Regions from separate parts of the Homo sapiens genome. Here region 2 is linked to region 1. Evidence: read pairs that join two places in POLR2A ChIA-PET (ENCODE). Cell type or tissue: A673. All regions are shown on one strand. Links, peaks and the distances in the headings refer to the core of each region. The heading gives the core; the rest is flanking DNA. Region 1 has its middle 22 kb from the start of MRS2. Region 2 overlaps KIAA0319.

Region 1 (8,711 bases), core at 269-8,268:
GTAACTTTGAACTCCTGGGCTCAATTGATCCTTTCACCTCAGCCTTTCAAGTATCTAGGGCTGCAGGTACACAGCATCACGCTTGGCTAATTTTTAAATGTTTTGTAGAGATAGGGGTCTCAATGTGTTACTCAGGCTGGCCACAAACTCTTGACCTCAAGTAAGCTTCTCACGTCAACCTCCCCAAAGTGCTGGATTTATAGGCATGAACCACTGCACCTGGCCAAGTATTCTTTTAGACTTACTTATACATAGATTTTTTTCTTATTTCTCTTTTTTGGACATATATTTTTATAATATAACATTCTCTTACGTTAACAGAGAAATGCAAGCAAAATTTTAGTTAAGGCATTTCTAAAACTTTATTTCAATTCTAAATCGTGTTGTAATCTTAAAAAATATCAGGTAACCTGCTCGGGTCCCCTTCTGTGCCGTGGGGAAGCTTTGTCCTTTCGCTCTTCACAATAAACTTTGCTACCGCTAAAAACAAAACAAAACAAAACAACAACAACATCAAAAATCATTGTAAAAGTCAGTTAAACTTAACATCTGAGATAATAACCATGCACACATCTCATCTAAAGTGATGACAATGTGAACAGTATGATGAAGTTCTGATTTGCTCATGCAATCACCTATGCCGTGACCACCACCTGGCCAGGACAATTACTTGTAAGAGTTCATTGACTGTAAGGCACATCCTTATTTCAGAGATTTAAAGATGTGGAAAAAAATGTGCATCTTGGTGCTAGAGAGGATGTGGAGAAACAGAAATGTTTTTACACTGTTGGTGGGAGTGTAAATTAGTTCAACCATTGTGGAGGATGGTGTGGTGTTTTCTCAAGGATCTAGAACTAGAAATACCATTTGACCCAGCAATCTCATTACTGGATATATATCCACAGGATTATAAATCATTCTACTATAAAGACACATGCACACATATGTTTACTGTGGCACTATTCACAATAGCAAAGACTTGGAACCAACCCAAATGTCCATCATTGATAGACTGGATAAAGAAAATGTGGCACATATACACCATGGAATACTATGCAGCCATAAAAAAGGATGAGTTCATGTCCTTTGCAGGGACATGGATGAAGCTGAAAACCATCATTCTCAGCAAACTAACACAGGAACAGAAAACCAAACACCACGTGTTTTCACTTATAAGTGGGAGTCGAACAGTGAGAACACATGGACACAGGGAGGGAAACATCACACACTGGGGCCTGTCGGGGTGGGAGTGTAGAGGAGGGATGGCATTAGGAGAAATACCTAATGTAAGTGATGGGTTGATGGGTGCAGCAAACCACCATGGGACGCACATACCTATGTAATAAAACTGCATGTTCTGCACGTGTACCCCAGAACTTAAAGTATAATAACAATTAAAAAAAAGTGCATCTGGGAAAAAATGAAGTGTGGTGATTTGTTTCTTTTTTTTTTTTTTTTTTTTGAGACGGAGTCTCGCTCTGTCACCCAGGCTGGAGTGCAGTGGCGCGATCTCCGCTCACTGCAAGCTCCGCCTCCCGGGTTCACGGCATTCTCCCGCCTCAGCCTCCCGAGTAGCTGGGACTACAGGCGCCCGCCACCGCTCCCGGCTAATTTTTTGTATTTTTAGTAGAGAAGGGGTTTCACCGTGCTAGCCAGGATGGTCTCGATCTCCTGACCTCGTGATCCACCCACCTCGGCCTCCCAAAGTGCTGGGATTACAGGCGTGAGCCACTGCGCCCGGCCTGTTTCTTCCTTTCTCTTCTCCTCCTCTGGTTTAAGTAAATTCCTGATATTCGTTTTGCCATTTGTCTCCCTCAGATTAAAATGGAGTTGATCATGGTTGAAAAATTACATTTAGGTAGGGTTCAGGGTGTGCTGAGTAACATTTTACTGCATTTTTAAGTTAAATGTTCTTAAAACTTTTTTATTCATAAAGATGCTTCAAAATGTGCTTTTAAAATCTACATGCAGTATGGTTTCATTGTATTATCTGAAAATGTCACTGGGAAATGATCAAAAAGATTCCCAAACTGAGGGGTTGAAAAATGCTATATTGGGCAATTACTGAATCTTCTGTAGTTTTTGAGTAAGCTGGAACCCAATATATGTGAGTAGAAAATATTAGGATGTCTATCCTTAATAATATTATCTCCTCTGCTGCTCACAGTCTTATCAACTGATACAAAATTTTTTAATTAAAATTTTCAACCTTTGACATCAGAACATCATAGTTCATTAAAGTAGCCCTTTCCATTAATTCCAGAAACTGGACTCCAGTTAACCAGTAACTTCTGTATCAGTGACATAATTTCCTGCACAATTGTTACTTTGTAATGGTTAACTTCTCTCTTAGTTGTTCGCAGCAGGGGGTAGTTTTCTTACTTTTTTTTTTTTTTTTTTGAGACAGAGTTTCGCTCTTGTTGCCCAGGCTGGAGTGCAATGGTGCCATCTTGGCTCACCGCAACCTCTGCCTTCCAGGTTCAAGCAATTCTCCTGCCTTAGCCTCCTGAGTAGCTGGAATTACAGGCATGCGCCACCACGCCCAGGTAATTTTGTATTTTCAGTAGAGACGGGGTTTCTCCATGTTGGTCAGGCTGGTCTCCAACTCCCGACCTCAGGTGATCCCACTGCCTCGGCCTCCCAAAGTGCTGGGATTACAAGCATGAGCCACCATGCCCAGCCTAGGGGGTAGTTTTCTTTCATGAGTCTGCTATTATAATTCACGGTGACTTAAGACATTTTACCCTATAATAAAACAAAAACCTCTGAGTAGTAAGAGATAGTACTGTTTGACCTCAGTAACTGTCCATGAACTAAAAAAAAATCCATGAAAGTTACTGACTAAAAAACTGATAGTCCAAACTGGACTATACCAGCAGCAGCCTTTTGATGAGATGGAGTCAGACACTTGGCCATCTAAACACAATTGTTGGTATTAAAGGATAGTGAGAGTCTTTTGAAGAGAAAAAAAGAAAAGAATACTTTGTTCTGAGGTTGTGTAGAATTAAGGTCAGAGGAGAAATTTAGCCTGTCAGTAGTGTGAAAATACGAAAGAAGCCCCTGGAAAATTTGAAACAGGGTGAATCCAGTTTCATTTCATTGTTCTATTGCTCAAACCTTAAATTACAGAAGGATTAGCACAGTTTAGCAAAAGTAACAACAAAAAACCAGCAAACTCAGATGTACACTACTTAAATTTTTGCTTTAATGAAATCTGATAATAATTTGTATGGGCAGCAAGCCAAATCATAGACTTCAATTCTTTAGGGGGAAAAAAGGCATTGACTGCCTAATATATTTTGGCTTTATTGATTTTTTTAAACATTGCTTCTGACTAATGTACATGAAATTTTTATACCTGTTTACTTAGTGATTATGCATATAAATAATTGAGAGCTGAGAAACAGAAAAACAAAACTTAGTTTGATGCAGTAACTAGCACCTGATATCATTCCTGAGGTATTTGCCGGAGTCTGTAGAGTCAAGCAGAAGAAAATGAGCAACAATTTTATTAACTCCTAATCTTAGAGGGTCTTGCTCCCATTGAGAGTGACAAAAATAATTTAATTGTAAGTGAAGGACATGAAAAATTGCCTGGAGTATTGAAAGGATTTTGAGCTTAGCTTGCCCAGTTTTATGAAAGTTTTTTCTCCCCATGGCTGGACTGTGAAATCACCATGGAGGAGAAATTGCTTTATTTAAATAGCTTGCCTGCCTTCCTTCCTTCCTTCCTTCCTTCCTTCCTTCCTTCCTTCCTTCCTTCCTTCTTTCTTTCCTTCTTCTTCTTTCTTTCTTTCTTTCTCTTTCTCTCTTTTCTTTCTCCTTCTTTCTTTCTTTTTTCTTTATCTCTTTCTTTCTTTTATTTCTCCTTCCTTCCTTCCTTCCTTCCTTCCTTCCTTCCTTCCTTCCTTCCTTCCTTCCTTTCTTTCCTTCCTTTCTTTTCCAATAGTGATGAGATCTTATTGTGTTGCCCAGGCTGCTCTCTAACTCCTGAGCTGAAGTGTTGCTCCTGCCTCAGCCTCCCAAACTGCTGGAATTACAGGCATGAGCCATGGCACCCCGCTTTTAAATATATTTTCTGTGTAAAGACTCTAAGAATCTGTGTAAAGAATCACAACAAACTCCTGGTAAGAGAGTAAATTGTGCCGCAATTAGAATTACTCAAAGAAAAGTTTTAATAGTGCGTCTACTTCTGCTGTTCTGCAGCCAGGCCAGCTTAGCAGCATCTTAAGCCTGCCGCTGAGGCAGAAATCATTTAAAAAACCAATCTCTGTCTCTGTCTCTGTCTCTCTATCTCTCCTCTCTCTTTTTAAAGATTCTACATATGAGGGAGATCTTACAGTATTGATCTCACTGTGTCTGGCTTTTTCAGTTAACAGATGAGTGAGTTCTGGGGATCTAAGGTACATTGTGGTGACTATGGTTAATAATATTATCTGATATACTACTTGAAATTTGCTAAGACAATAGACATTAAGTGTTCTCACCACACATACAAATGCTAATTATGTGAAATGAGAGATGTGCTAATTAACTTGATTGTGCTTATTTCATAATGTATATGTATATCATATCATCATGTTGTATACCTTAAATGCATACAATTTTTTAACGTGTTTTTCTAATTCTTTTTTTTTTTTTTCTTGAGACAAGACTTCACTCTGTCACCCAGGCTGCAGTGCAGTGGTGTGATCATGGCTCGCTAAAGCCTCAACCTTGGACTCAAGTGATCCTCCCACCTCAGCCTCCCAAGTAGCTTGGGACTATAGGCCCACACCACCACACCTGGTTAGTTTTTTAATTTTTGTAGAGATGGGTTCCCACTGTGTTGTCCAAGCTGGTCTTGAATTCCTGGGCTCAAGCCCTGGGCCTCCCACAGTTCTGGGATTACAGGTATGAGCTACTGCACTCGGACTACAATTTTTATTTGTCAATTATACCTTAATAAAGCTGAGGCAAAAATAAGCCAAAGCCCATCTCTTTGGTTTGGTCCTCACTCCTCATAATTGATCAATTCTCCCGGGGGTTCTGATTTTCTGTAACTATAGTGTATTACTTTATTCTTCAGCTTCCAGAAACTAGCATGTATAAGAACAAATCTATGATAAAAATTATGTATATTGCCAATAGATACACTGAAACACATCAAAGGGTGAATGAGTTGATGATCATTGTAGTGCCAACTCCTGCCACATCCTTCTCTGGTAGCTCATGCAACGGAACTCTCTCGTAAAATCTCCTTCCTTGATACTTTGATGTTTAGACATTTCTTCATTCGCCACTTGCTTTCTTCATCTTCAGTCCACTTTAAGACCTGTGGGTCTATCCACTTTCAAAGAAAGGAAGTAAATGGGCATAACTAATATATGTAAACCAGGCACTTTTTAGAACAAACAATATGCAAAATAAAGGGGGGTGGTGATTGGTTAGAAATGGTACTTCTGGCATTACAAATAATGGATATTATAGGCTAATTTGTGTCTCCCCACAACATTCATATGTTGACATCCTAACCTTGGTTGACTTTTATTATTATTATTATACTTTAAGTTCTAGGATACACGTGCACAATGTGCAGGTTTGTTACATAGGTATACATGTGCCATGTTGGTTTGCTGCACCCATCAACCCATCATTTACATTAGGTATTTCTCCTAATGCTATCCCTCCCCCAGCCCCCCACCCCCCAACAGGCCCCAGTGTGTGATGGTCCCTTCCCTGTGTCCATGTGTTCTCGTTGTTCAACTCCTACTTATGAGTGAGAACATGCGGTGTTTGGTTTTTTGTCCTTGTTATATTTTGCTGAGAATGATGGTTTCCAGCTTTATCCATGTCTCTGCAAAGGACATGAACTCATCATTTTTTATGGCTGCATAGTATTCCATGGTGTATATGTGCCACATTTCCTTTATCCAGTCTATCACTGATGGACATTTGGGTTGGTTCCAAGTCTTTGCTATTGTGAATAGTGGCCCAATAAACATTCGTGTACATGTGTCTTTATAGTAACATGATTTATAATCCTTTGGGTATATACCCAGTAATGGGATCGCTGGGTCAAATGGTATTTCTAGTTCTAGATCTTTGAGGAATCACCACGCTGTCTTCCACAATGGTTGAACTAATTTACACTTCCACCAACAGTGTAAAAGCATTCCTATTTCTCCACATCCTCTCCAGCATCTGTTGTTCCTGACTTTTTAATGATTGCCATTCTAACTGGCATGAGATGGTATCTCACTGTGGTTTTGATTTGCATTTCTCTGATGACCAGTGATGATCAGCATTTTTTCATATGTCTGTTGGCTGTATAAATGTCTTTTTTTGAGAAGTGTCTGTTCATATCCTTTGCCCACTTTTTGATGGGGTTGTTTGTTTTTTTTCTTGTAAATTTGTTTAAGTTTTCTGTAGATTCTGGATATTAGCCCTTTGTCAGATGGATAGATTGCAAAAATTTTCTCGCATTCTGTAGGTTGCCTGTTCACTCTGATGATAGCTTCTTTTGCTGTGCAGAAGCTTTTTAGTTGAATTAGATTTCTATTTTGGCTTTTGTTGCCATTGCTTTTGGTTTTTTAGTCATGAAGTCTTTGCCCATGCCTATGTCCTGAATGGTATTGCCTAGGTTTTCTTCTAGGGTTTTTATGGTTTTAGATCTTACCTTTAAGTCTTTAATCCATCTTGAGTTAATTTTTGTGTATGGTGTAAGGAAGGGATCCAGTTTCAGCTTTCTGCATATGGCTAGATTGGCCTTTTTTTTTTTTTTTTTTTTTCCAAATGAGACAGGGTCTCCTTTGTTGCCCAGGCTGGAGTGCAGTGGCACACTCATAGCTCACTGCAGCCTTGAACTCCTGGGCTCAAGCAATCCTCCCACCTCAGCTTCAGGTAGCTGAGACTACAGGAATGCACCACTGTGCCCTGTAGCAAGGTTGGTTTTTAAAATGATTTCTGCCTCAGTGGGAGGAATTAGAAGCTGCTAGGCTGAATTTATATGCCTGCAGGACAGCTGAAAGTAGATGTAATATTGAAACTTTTCTTTGAGTAATTTCACTTGTGGGTCTTGGGTTGAGTTTCCCAGAAGCAGATCTTGAGGCAAGGATTTGTACACAGTGATTTATTCTGCAAGTGTTTCCTGAGTAATTGGTAGGACATCAGGTAAGGCAACATCCCACCGAGTGCAGCTTCAACTTTATTCCACATGGGAGCTCTGAAGTATATATCATGCCTCCAAATTAGTCTGACCTAAAGCAAGGGTGCTGGGCTTTCATACTCTCACAATAGTCGGTCCCAGCAGAAGGGACAGAGGTAGGAGTGGGGTGGTGGTAGGGAGAGTGGTGGGGAGGGAGAGAAATCATCAGACACTCTCTGCTCTCTGCCAGTTTGGATGATGCTGCTCCAGTAGTCTGAAGACAGTATGCAAAGAAGAGTCACGGGCATGGCACACAGAAGCGGGAGGGGAAACACACACAAGTGCCGAATGGAAGCCAGTGGATCTGGACAGAGCACCCACAGTGCCTATTTCAGGTAGTGAGGCACTGACTAAACTCCAGGCAGGGTCCTTTTTCTTCCTGCTCTGCTGTATTTTTACTGGGTCTGGTCAATTTCTGTTTACATAATATTTAGAATTTACCATACTATTTGGACAAGAAAGAAGAAAGATTTACCTTAAAAAATAAGAGATAACACTTTTTGGTGCATACAATGTGCTGGGCACTTCTCTAAGCAGTACACCTTTTTTCTGAGATGGAATTTTGCTCTTTTTACCCAGGCCAGAGTGCTGTGGCATGATCTCGGCTCACTGCAACCTCCGCCTCCCGGGTTCAAGCAATTCTCCTGCCTCAGCCTCCTGAGTAGCTGGGATTACAGGCACCTGCCACCATGCCTGGCTGATTTTTTGTATTTTTAGGAGAAACGGGGTTTCACCATACTGGCCAGGCTGGTCTCGAACTCCTGACCTCAGGTGATCCACCCCCCTCGGCCTCCCAAAGTGCTGGGATTACAGGTGTAAGTCATTGTGCCCGGCCTATGCTCTATACATTCTTTTAATCCTATATGCCAGTTTTATGGATAAGGACACTAAGGCTTACAAAAATTAAGTAACTTTTCTATTGGTGATACAGCTTAAGTGATGAAACCAAGATTCAAAATCAGGTTTTGAGTATCACGTAAAAATAAAACAACACAACCAGTCTTTTTTGAAGTATAATGACATTTTCGGTGAAGCAATTTAAAATCAATTTTGAGACCATCTTTATGAAATAGATACAAATGTTTACTTAGTTAAAAGGCTTAAATAGTTTGATGAATGGGTTGGAATGTGTATTTGTTTTGAAATATAATGAATCTCTAGTCAGCTTTTTTTCTTAATTTCTCTCTCATAGTAAAAGTCTAATATTACCAATAAATATTGAGCAAGTCAGTTTCAGAGGTGAAACTGAAAAAAGTCCTGAAAAAAGAACTCTGGCTCTGGAATATATATTTTTGTTCACATCTACATGCTATCTGGCATAGGAAAAGTGCAGTCCTTTCAAGAGTAAAGTTTTGTTCCCAGCGGACTGTGGCAGCTACGTAGTCCATCTGACACATTTATTGACTCCAGTGAATTTGGCTGTGGTTGAAGACCTCAGGCAATTTTTTCTTCCTTGCTGTGAAATAATTGTCTAGAGACAGGAGAATCCTCCAGATGGCTAGTTAAATGCCTCCAGAAGGCCTGG
Region 2 (8,711 bases), core at 298-8,297, 250 kb before region 1:
CAGCTGGTCCCTGGCCCTCCCTTTAGAGCCCCACAGAATCTGCTTCCTCCCTGTTCCTCAAGAATGCCCTTCTTGTGTTTAAAAACCAATGCTGGATTATGTTTCCCTTAATTCTACTTGATCTCCTAATAGGGAGTCATTTTATCCCACAATTGTAAAGCATTATCTCTGTTGCCAGCATATTTATCAGTAATCCTCTGTGTTGATTGGCACAGGTTTATCCACTTTCAGTGGAGAAAGTCAGAGCATAGACTAATAGTACTGAAAAACTGCCAGAGTTTTACTTTGTTGACTTGGCCTCTAGCTGCATGTGCTGTCTTATTTCCTTCACTCTATCTCTTTCTTTGTTGATGAGGATTTTGCAGTTTGAGACCGTTTTGTAGGTGCAGGAGCAGCTAGGCAAGTCATCTCTGCAGGTTACTTTTAGAACTGCTTTCTTTTCTGTACCACTCCCCAGGCCCAGGCAGTAAGGAGTGGAGAAGTGTGCCTCATGAATGATTTATCAACTGCTTTGGCGAGAGAAAGTGCTGAAATTAAGAAAGACCAGACTCATTTTCATCTTTTATATTCCTTACTCATTGATACTTAGAAAATTGTTTTGGAGAAACTGGAAACTTAACTTCTGAATGGTGAGCCACAGAGCTTCAACCGATTCAGCTAGAATATTCTATATACCTGTTGGAGATAACAATATTTGTCTTACCTCTGGCGGTATTGGGATGCTCAACTAATGCGATATATGTAAAATTGCCTTGTGATACAAAGAACTATTATAAATGACTATTATTTTGATAATGGCGATGATGAATATTATAAACCACTTATTTCCTGATTATTAATAGGATGGATTGTTAATTGACAATATTCTACCTTCTTTCCATTTTGCTCCTCTTCCTTCATAGGGAAAAAGCAAACAATTATTTACTTAATGCCTGAAAGTTAAATTCTAAAGGAAAACTTTTTACTAGCTGATCATAGGTCTGCTGATAAGAATTGAAAGATGGGACAATCTCAGGTTTATGAACAGTTGCCTGATACTAAAGGTTAGTAATCACCAGCTGTCTTCAGAATTTGGCACAAAGCAGATTTATTTTCACTGACATAGAAAGCATCCAGCCTCTGGGCCTGGAGAGGACGGAGCCCTGGCTGGGCGGGCTGCATAGTCGTTGGCGGGGGTGTCTGCACTTTCTCTAGCCTTCCTTGGGGCATGTTTTCTAAAGGTGATAATTTACTTACTATAGCACAAGGCAAAGCACCTACTTAGATAGCAGTGGTGACCCCGTTAGATAAGAATTGAATTTAGGGAGAAATAAAAGTGCTGAGCCATTTGAAAGCTAAGTTGTTTCCATAATTAGGGAGAATATTTAAAGCCACATGGTGTACACTCAAGGTTTCACCTTCTAAAATTGTTTTTCCTAATGTAGGGACAGTGTTTCCAGGAGTAAAAAACTGTGGTGTTATGTTGTAATACAAGGGCTGTAAGACAGTGCATTAATCTAAGACTGTGGAAAAGATGGTAAAATTTACCATAGCAATTGGTGCATATTTGTTTCTTACCATTTCTTTCTCCCAACGTATACTCCTTCACTACATGCCACCTATTGCTCCTTTCAATTGTTCTCTTATCTGTTTTATCAAGTTGACCCTCCCAATGAGTGGGAAATCCCCTCCTTCCTTTCTAGCACTGTTTCTGTGACTCCTGGAGAGGTGCTCAGGAGGTAGACCCATGGCCTGCATTCACCGCTGAAGCTGAAGGCTGCCTTGGCGAAGACAGGTTTTGTCAAAGTAGTGGCTGATACGGCAAGGAAAGAGGAATCATAAAAGAGGAGAACTTCCCTAGCTGCCCCACTGGCTAAATTGAACTAGGAATATATTATGGCTGCATCTTTTGTGAGTTCACTGGCTCTAAAAAGCAGGGCTTTGCCAGCTTAGTTTCCTCACTCAGTAAACCATAAATGGGACAACCTATAAATACAGCTCGTTCTTAACAGCCTGTAGGACAATGCTATGCAGACAATCTGTTTGGATCTCTGAAAGAGGCCCTCTTTGGGCTGTTTCCATTCCCTTCAGATACAAAAGCTGCAGCTTGCCCTTTTCTGAGCCTGCAGAAGCATTTCACTCCAGCATTATTTATAAACATCCCAAGTTGGAAACAAAGAAATGATGAAGTAAATTGTAATAATCAATGGAATGTTGCAAACAAATTATAAAAAATATAACAATGAAGGATAATTTTTGTGATAAAATATTGAATGAAAGTATTATACAACTCTAAGATGATAGCTGTACTAAAGTTTGTGTGTATATGTGTATATATATATATATATATACACATATACACACAATTGAATAAATGGAACGAGAATCTAAAAGAAGAAAAGCAGCCATTTGTTGGCACGATTTATAATTTTTTTCTAGGAATGTACAATTTATAATGACTAATTTTTTAATGTAATTTTTTTCTTTTTTCTTTCGTTCTTTCTTTTTTTTTTTTTTTTTTTTTTTGAGACAGAATCTTGCTCTGTCACCCAGACTGGAGTACAGTGGTGCAATCTCAGCTCACTGCAACCTCCGCCTCCCGGGTTCAAGCAATTCTCCTGCCTCAGCCTCCCAAGTAGCTGGGATTACAGGCGCATGTCACCATACCTGGCTAATTTTTTTATTTTTAATAGAGAAAGGGTTTCACCATATTGGCCAGACTGGCCTCGAACTCCTGACCTTAAGTGATCTGCCCACCTCAGCCTCCCAAAGTGCTGGGATTACAGGTGTGAGCCACTGCACCCAGCAATTTTTTTAATGTAAGTTTTTGTCACGCTATTATTATTTTTATTTTTTTAGACAGAGTCTCACTCTGTCACCCAGGCTAGAGTGCAGTGGTACAATCTCTTCTCACGGCAACCTCCACCTCCCAGGTTCAAGCAATTCTCCTGCTTCAGCCTCCCGAGTAGCTGGGATCACAGGCATGCGCCACCATGCCCGGCTAATTTTTGTATTTTTAGTAGAGATGGGGTTTCGGCATGTTGGCCAGGCTGGTCCTGACCTCAGGTGAGCCTCCCACCTCAGCCTCCTAAAGTATTGAGATTACAGGCATGAGCCACCAGGCCCGGCCTTGTCATGCTATTTAAAGAAGGATTTATTTCATTCACTCAGCCTCCATTCAGACAGTGTGCTAGAGCCCAGGCAGAGAGATGCAGCCAATAAAAGCACATTTCTCCTGGGGTGTACCTCTCCAAGGTTCTGTAACATATAATTTTGAAAATCACACTAATCTCCTTCATTAAAAATTTTATCTCAGATCTAAAGCAGCAGCCACGGGGACAGCAACGTTTCAGTCACAAGGTTTGTTTCATAACTCATTTTGTCTTTTTATTTTTAAAAAAGGTAGCAGCCATGAGAAAGCCTTACCATTCCACACCCATCACTTTTAGCTGTACAGTACCTTATGCTGGGATAAGTGTTTCATGTATTCTGAGTTTTCTTTCTTTTTTTTTTTTTTTTTGAGACAGAGTCTCACTCTGTTGCCCAGGCTGGAGTGCAGTGGCACGATCTCGGCTCATTGCAAGCTCTGCTTCCCGGGTTCATGCCATTCTCCTGCCTCAGCCTCCCAAGTAGCTGGGACTGCAGGCGCCTGCCACCGCACCTGGCTAATTTTTTGTATTTTTAGTAGAGATGGGGTTTCACCGTGTTAGCCAGGATGGTCTCAATCTCCTGACCTCGTGATCCTCCCTCCTTGGCATCCCAAAGTGCTGGGGTTACAGGCGTGAGCCACCACGCTGGACTGTCATTGATTCCATCATTGGCTGACTTCCTTTGGTCAGAGATGAAAGAAAACCCCTAGTGTGTAAAGGCTCGAGTTGTTATTTTGTCTCACTATAAGGTAGATGGCGTTTTTCACCTTAAACTTAGAAAATACTGTCTGCTCTAGGTACTTCATGCAGTCGCTAATGGGACAGGACAGGCAAATTTCAGGAAGCTTTTCTTTTGAAAAGTACAAACAATGGTGTTATGGGTTGCGTGGTGTCCCCACAAAAGATGCTTTCAGTCCTAACCCCCAATACCTGTGAATGTGACCTTACGTAAAAATAAGGTTTCTGCGGATGGTATCAAGAAGAGGTTATGAGAGGGCCCTTTATCCACTGCGACTGGTGCCCTTATAAGAGGAAAATTTTGACCCAGAGGCACACAAGGAGAGCTCCATGTGACAATAGAGGGACAGATTGGAGGGATGCAGCTGCAAGCAAAGGAACGCCGAGGATTGACGGCCACCATCAGAAGCTAGGAAGGGACAAAGAAGGATTCTGATCAGACTCTCAGAGGGACATGGCCCAGCTGATGCGTTGATTTCCAACTTCCAGCTTCCAGAACTGTGGGAGACTACAAAACATTTCTGTTGTTTTCCGGTGCTTAGTTTGCTGTACTTTGTTACAGTAGCCCTAGGAAACTAATTCAGATGGTAAATGCAAGGGTTGTATTAAAAAAAAAAAAGAAAGAAAGAAAAAAGCACTGCAGTGAGAACCTGATGGGGGAACGGAAATGGACAGGTGTTCTGGACCTGGTCAGATCTTTTAAAAACCCACAGGGCAGTTGCACTTTAAAACTTACAAGTGTGTCTCATGAATTCTTTCAGAATCAAATGTGACATATTAAAATAAAAACACTTTAAAGAGAACTTACAGGCTAGAAAACAGAAAAACATAAGGTTCCTTAGAAAAATTATTGAACGGAAAGCAAAAAAATTCTTAAAAAGGTGGGAAAATTACAATACCTGACATTTCTAACCAGTACTTACTCTAAAACAAGGTCTATAAAAGCAACAGTCCACAAATTTACTTATTTAGGAAGTTTAGATTTTTAAAAATATGGTGATTTAGGAAGCTAAATGCCATTATAGGATGTTTTTATTGCCCATGTTCTGTAATTATTAGGACATGCTTTCCAGCACTACGTGTGCTTGAAATAATATAAAACCTGGAAGCAATGATGAATAATGTCTAACTTTTCATTAGCACAATTACTCAGTTCATTTTGCCCTAGAATAAGCAGTATTTGGAAGGAGGCTCCTACATTCAGGACATGTCTTCAGCATTCTTCTGGTGAACATTTATGCTGTTATTTGAGTAGTTTAATAATTTTTGAATAGTGACTATAAATGATGCACACAAATATTCCTCTTCTAGATTGTCTTCTGTGGATTAATTAACAGTTCATTAGATAATTATCTGTACTTTTAAGACCATAATGTTAGTCCCTGAACTGAAACCAGTAAGAAGATTGCTGGAAGTCCTGGCCTCTTTTCCCATTTACGGAGTAGGAAAGGTTACTTTGGTGCTTGAGGTAAATTCCAGTTTTCAGGCTACACATCGTGTTCATTTCTTTATTCTGCTAGGGCCACAGCTCATGACCTAGGTAGGCCCTTGCTGTGAATTCCTCACTGTATCATTTGTTCCCTAATTCTGACCTCTGTTTATCAGACCATAATCATGTCTTTCAGAAGAAAACAAGGAAGGAAGGGAGAGAGGAAAGGAGGGAAGGAGGGAGGAAAAAAAGGAAAGAAGGAAGGGAGGGAGGGAAAATGCTCACTAAGACCTAATCACCTTCCCTCCCAATTCATTCTTTCCATGGCTATGACTGAGCACTAAGTCCTCAGCAGAAATTTTGACCAGGAGGTTATCAGGTAGCACATTACCACCTGTTGACAGTGATCTCTAATTGTAACATCATCCCCAGCGCATTTCTGCACTGTACACATAAGGATGTCTTGGGAGAGCCTGCCAGCCCATAATTCTTACAGCATTCTGTTGATCTAACAACATGGGAACAACAGCCATCTAAAAAGTATGTGAAGTCCCCTTTTGTTACTAAGATATATTACATGTTATCATTATGGAAAATTTGGAAAATATAGAAAAGTAGAAAGAAAAACAATTGAGTTCTGCTGGCCTGCCCTGCTTTTTTTAAGACCGCACTTATAAATTGGTCACTAATGTCTTTGTGAAGTGCTCATGAATTATCTGTTCAATAACTCACTCTAGAATGTTGCTGGAGTTTGGCACCTAGGTCTTAACTTGCCATTTCTGTAAATAACCTTATTACCTTCCTGCAAATTGGAACTTTTGTTCCAGAAGCCGCCTAGCTTCTGGAAATTCTCTTTTTCATCATTATTCTGCACAGTTTACCAAAACTAATTGCACAATAAAACCTCAAAATTCCTTGGGTATCTTGGGACAATTTATGTGGCCCTTCCACTGGAATGGAAACTCCCAAAGGGAACCTTTTTATTCACTGCTATATCCTCACAAACTAGAATAGTGCCCTGCAAACATAGGTGTTCAATACATTTTCTTTTTAAAATGTTAGCTTCATTGAGATATATTTCCCATATCAGAACATTTACCCATGTAAAGTATAAAATTCAGTAGCTTTTAGTATATTCACAGTTATCCAACCATCAATTTCAAAACAGTTTCACCCCCTTTTTTTTTGAGAGCGAGTCTTGCTCTGTTGCCCAGGCTGGAGTGCAGTGGCACGATCTCTGCTCACTGCAACCTTCACCTGCCAGGTTCAAGCGATTCTCGTGCCTCAGCCTCCTGAGTAGCTGGGATTACAGGTGTGTGCCACCACACTCAGCTAATTTTTGTATTTTTAGTAGAGACGGGATTTTGCTATGTTGACCAGGCTGGTCTCAAAATCCTGCCCTCAAGTGATTCTCTCATCTCGACCTCCCAAAGTTGTGGGATGACAGGCACAAGCCACCAAGCCCGGCCCCATTTTCACCACTTCTAAAAAATCCTCAGATGCTTAAACAGTCTGTCACATGCCATTCCTTCCCACCACTGGCAGCCACTGATTTGCATTCTATCTCTATGGATTTGCGTATTCTGGACATTTCATGTAAATAGAATGGTACAAAATGTGGTCCTTGTGTCTGATTTCTTTCACTTAGCATAATGGTGTCAAGGTTTATCCATGATGTAGTAGATATGCCGTTCCTTTTTTATTGCCAAATAATATTCCACCGGATAGATATATAATACCATGATATGTTTATCCATTTTAAGCCTATGGGCATTTGAGTTATTTCCATTCATTTAGGTTGTCTTTACTTCTTTTGATGATGTTTTACAGTCTCCACTGTACAAGACTTATACTTCTTTTGTTAAATTTATTCCTAAGTACTTACTCTTTGTGATGCTGTTAGTATGTTAGTATACAGAATTCTTTTCTTAATTTTGTTTTCAGCTCATTCATTCCTAATGTGTAGAAATACAATTGACTTTAGTATGTTGTTTTCATATCATCCTTGCTGAACTCTAGTCATATTTTTGTGGACTCCTTAGGATTTTCTGTATATAAGATCATGTTATCTGTGAATAGACATAGTTTTACACATTCCTTTCCAATCTGGATGCTTTTATTTGCTTTCTCTCCTAATTGGCCTGGCTAGAACCTCCAGTACAATGTTGGATAGAAGTGGTGAGAGCAAAATCCTTGTCTTCTTCCTGATCTTAGGGGCAAAGCTTTTCAGGCTTTCACAATTATATATGATGTTAGCTATGGATTTCCATAGACTCTGTTTATCAAGTTGTATCAATAAATATTTGAGAATGAATACACATATATATATTTAAATATATTCTTTATAATGTTTGCTTTTTGGGTCTTGTTAATAAATCCATCCCTAATCAGTGGTTAGAAAGATATTTCTGCTACATTTACTTTTAATAGTTTTAAAGCTTTGCATTTCACATTTAGGCCTTTAATTCATGTAAATTTATACTGTATATGGTATGAAGTTGGGATTCTAATTTTGTCATTTATCTGAAAAGCAATTTTCCTAACACCAGTTTTATTCTTGTTCTATTTGGCAGACAATTTTATAGAAATAAAAAAAACAGAAGTTATGGGGTACTGTATTATACAATTCTTTTATTTATTGTTTCTGTTTTTTAGAGAGGGGAGCTCATTCTGTTGCCCATGCTGGCATGCAGTGGTGCAGCTATAGCTCACTGTAGCCTTGAACTCCTGGACTCAAGCCATCTTCCTCCCTCAGCCTCCTGAGTAGGTGGGATTACAGGCTGAAGAGCCTAACCATATTGTACAACTCTTAAGGCTGGGCAGAAATCTTGAATAGGACAGGATCATGTGGCACCGCACTCCAGGTTCCATTGTTCAGCCCACATTACATTGCATGTAGAAGGAAATATGGGAGTCAGGGCTTCACGTCCGACTTCCAAATCTCACTTGAATGCATTTCATTGGCAGAACCTGAATAACATTCAGATCCTTAGGTACAGGGATGTTGAGAAATGTAATTTTCACCTTTCCATCCCCTTCCCTAGAGGAGATGAGGGTAGGGGCTATATGAAGCTGTGCAGATGAATTCTGAGTGTCAAGGTCCCAGCACAAGGTTCTTCCAATTATCTTCTAATAGATCATTTTCTATTTTTTCCTCAATGTTTTCCTTCTTCTGCATTACACTTAGCTGCTATTGTTTCTTATATATCATGTATTTCATCATTCTTTCTTGGATTCATTTTTCATTTTGCTGGAATACCTCCTCCAAAAAAATTTTTATTTGTATGCAGGTGATAATATTCTGAGTTTTCAAATGTTCAAAAATATGTTGATTTTGTTTACATGTTTGATAGATAGTTTGTGCAATAAAGAAATTCAAGGCCTGGCATGGCGGCTCACAACTGTAATCCCAAACT

The links. Peaks named below come from ENCODE experiments on the same cell type or tissue, not always from the same donor. Only the 100,000 strongest peaks of a DNase experiment are listed, where the experiment ranks them.
Region 2: POLR2A ChIA-PET joins it to region 1 with 12 read pairs; 2 of 35 experiments call an interaction of 5 or more read pairs at or near these places.

What each region holds. Positions count from the first base shown.
Region 1 is chr6:24,377,016-24,385,726 of GRCh38, reverse strand. It overlaps a transcript of DCDC2 not described here. Among named protein-coding and RNA genes, the nearest start is that of MRS2, 22 kb to the left of the region's middle. In A673, for the core only: no CTCF peak of the experiment used is centred there; DNase peaks (open chromatin) are centred at 2,326, 3,626 and 4,056; H3K27ac peaks cover 5,542 bases.
Region 2 is chr6:24,624,303-24,633,013 of GRCh38, reverse strand. All of the region lies in intron 1 of KIAA0319, which reads left to right. Among named protein-coding and RNA genes, the nearest start is that of KIAA0319, 18 kb to the left of the region's middle. In A673, for the core only: no CTCF peak of the experiment used is centred there; no DNase peak of the experiment used is centred there.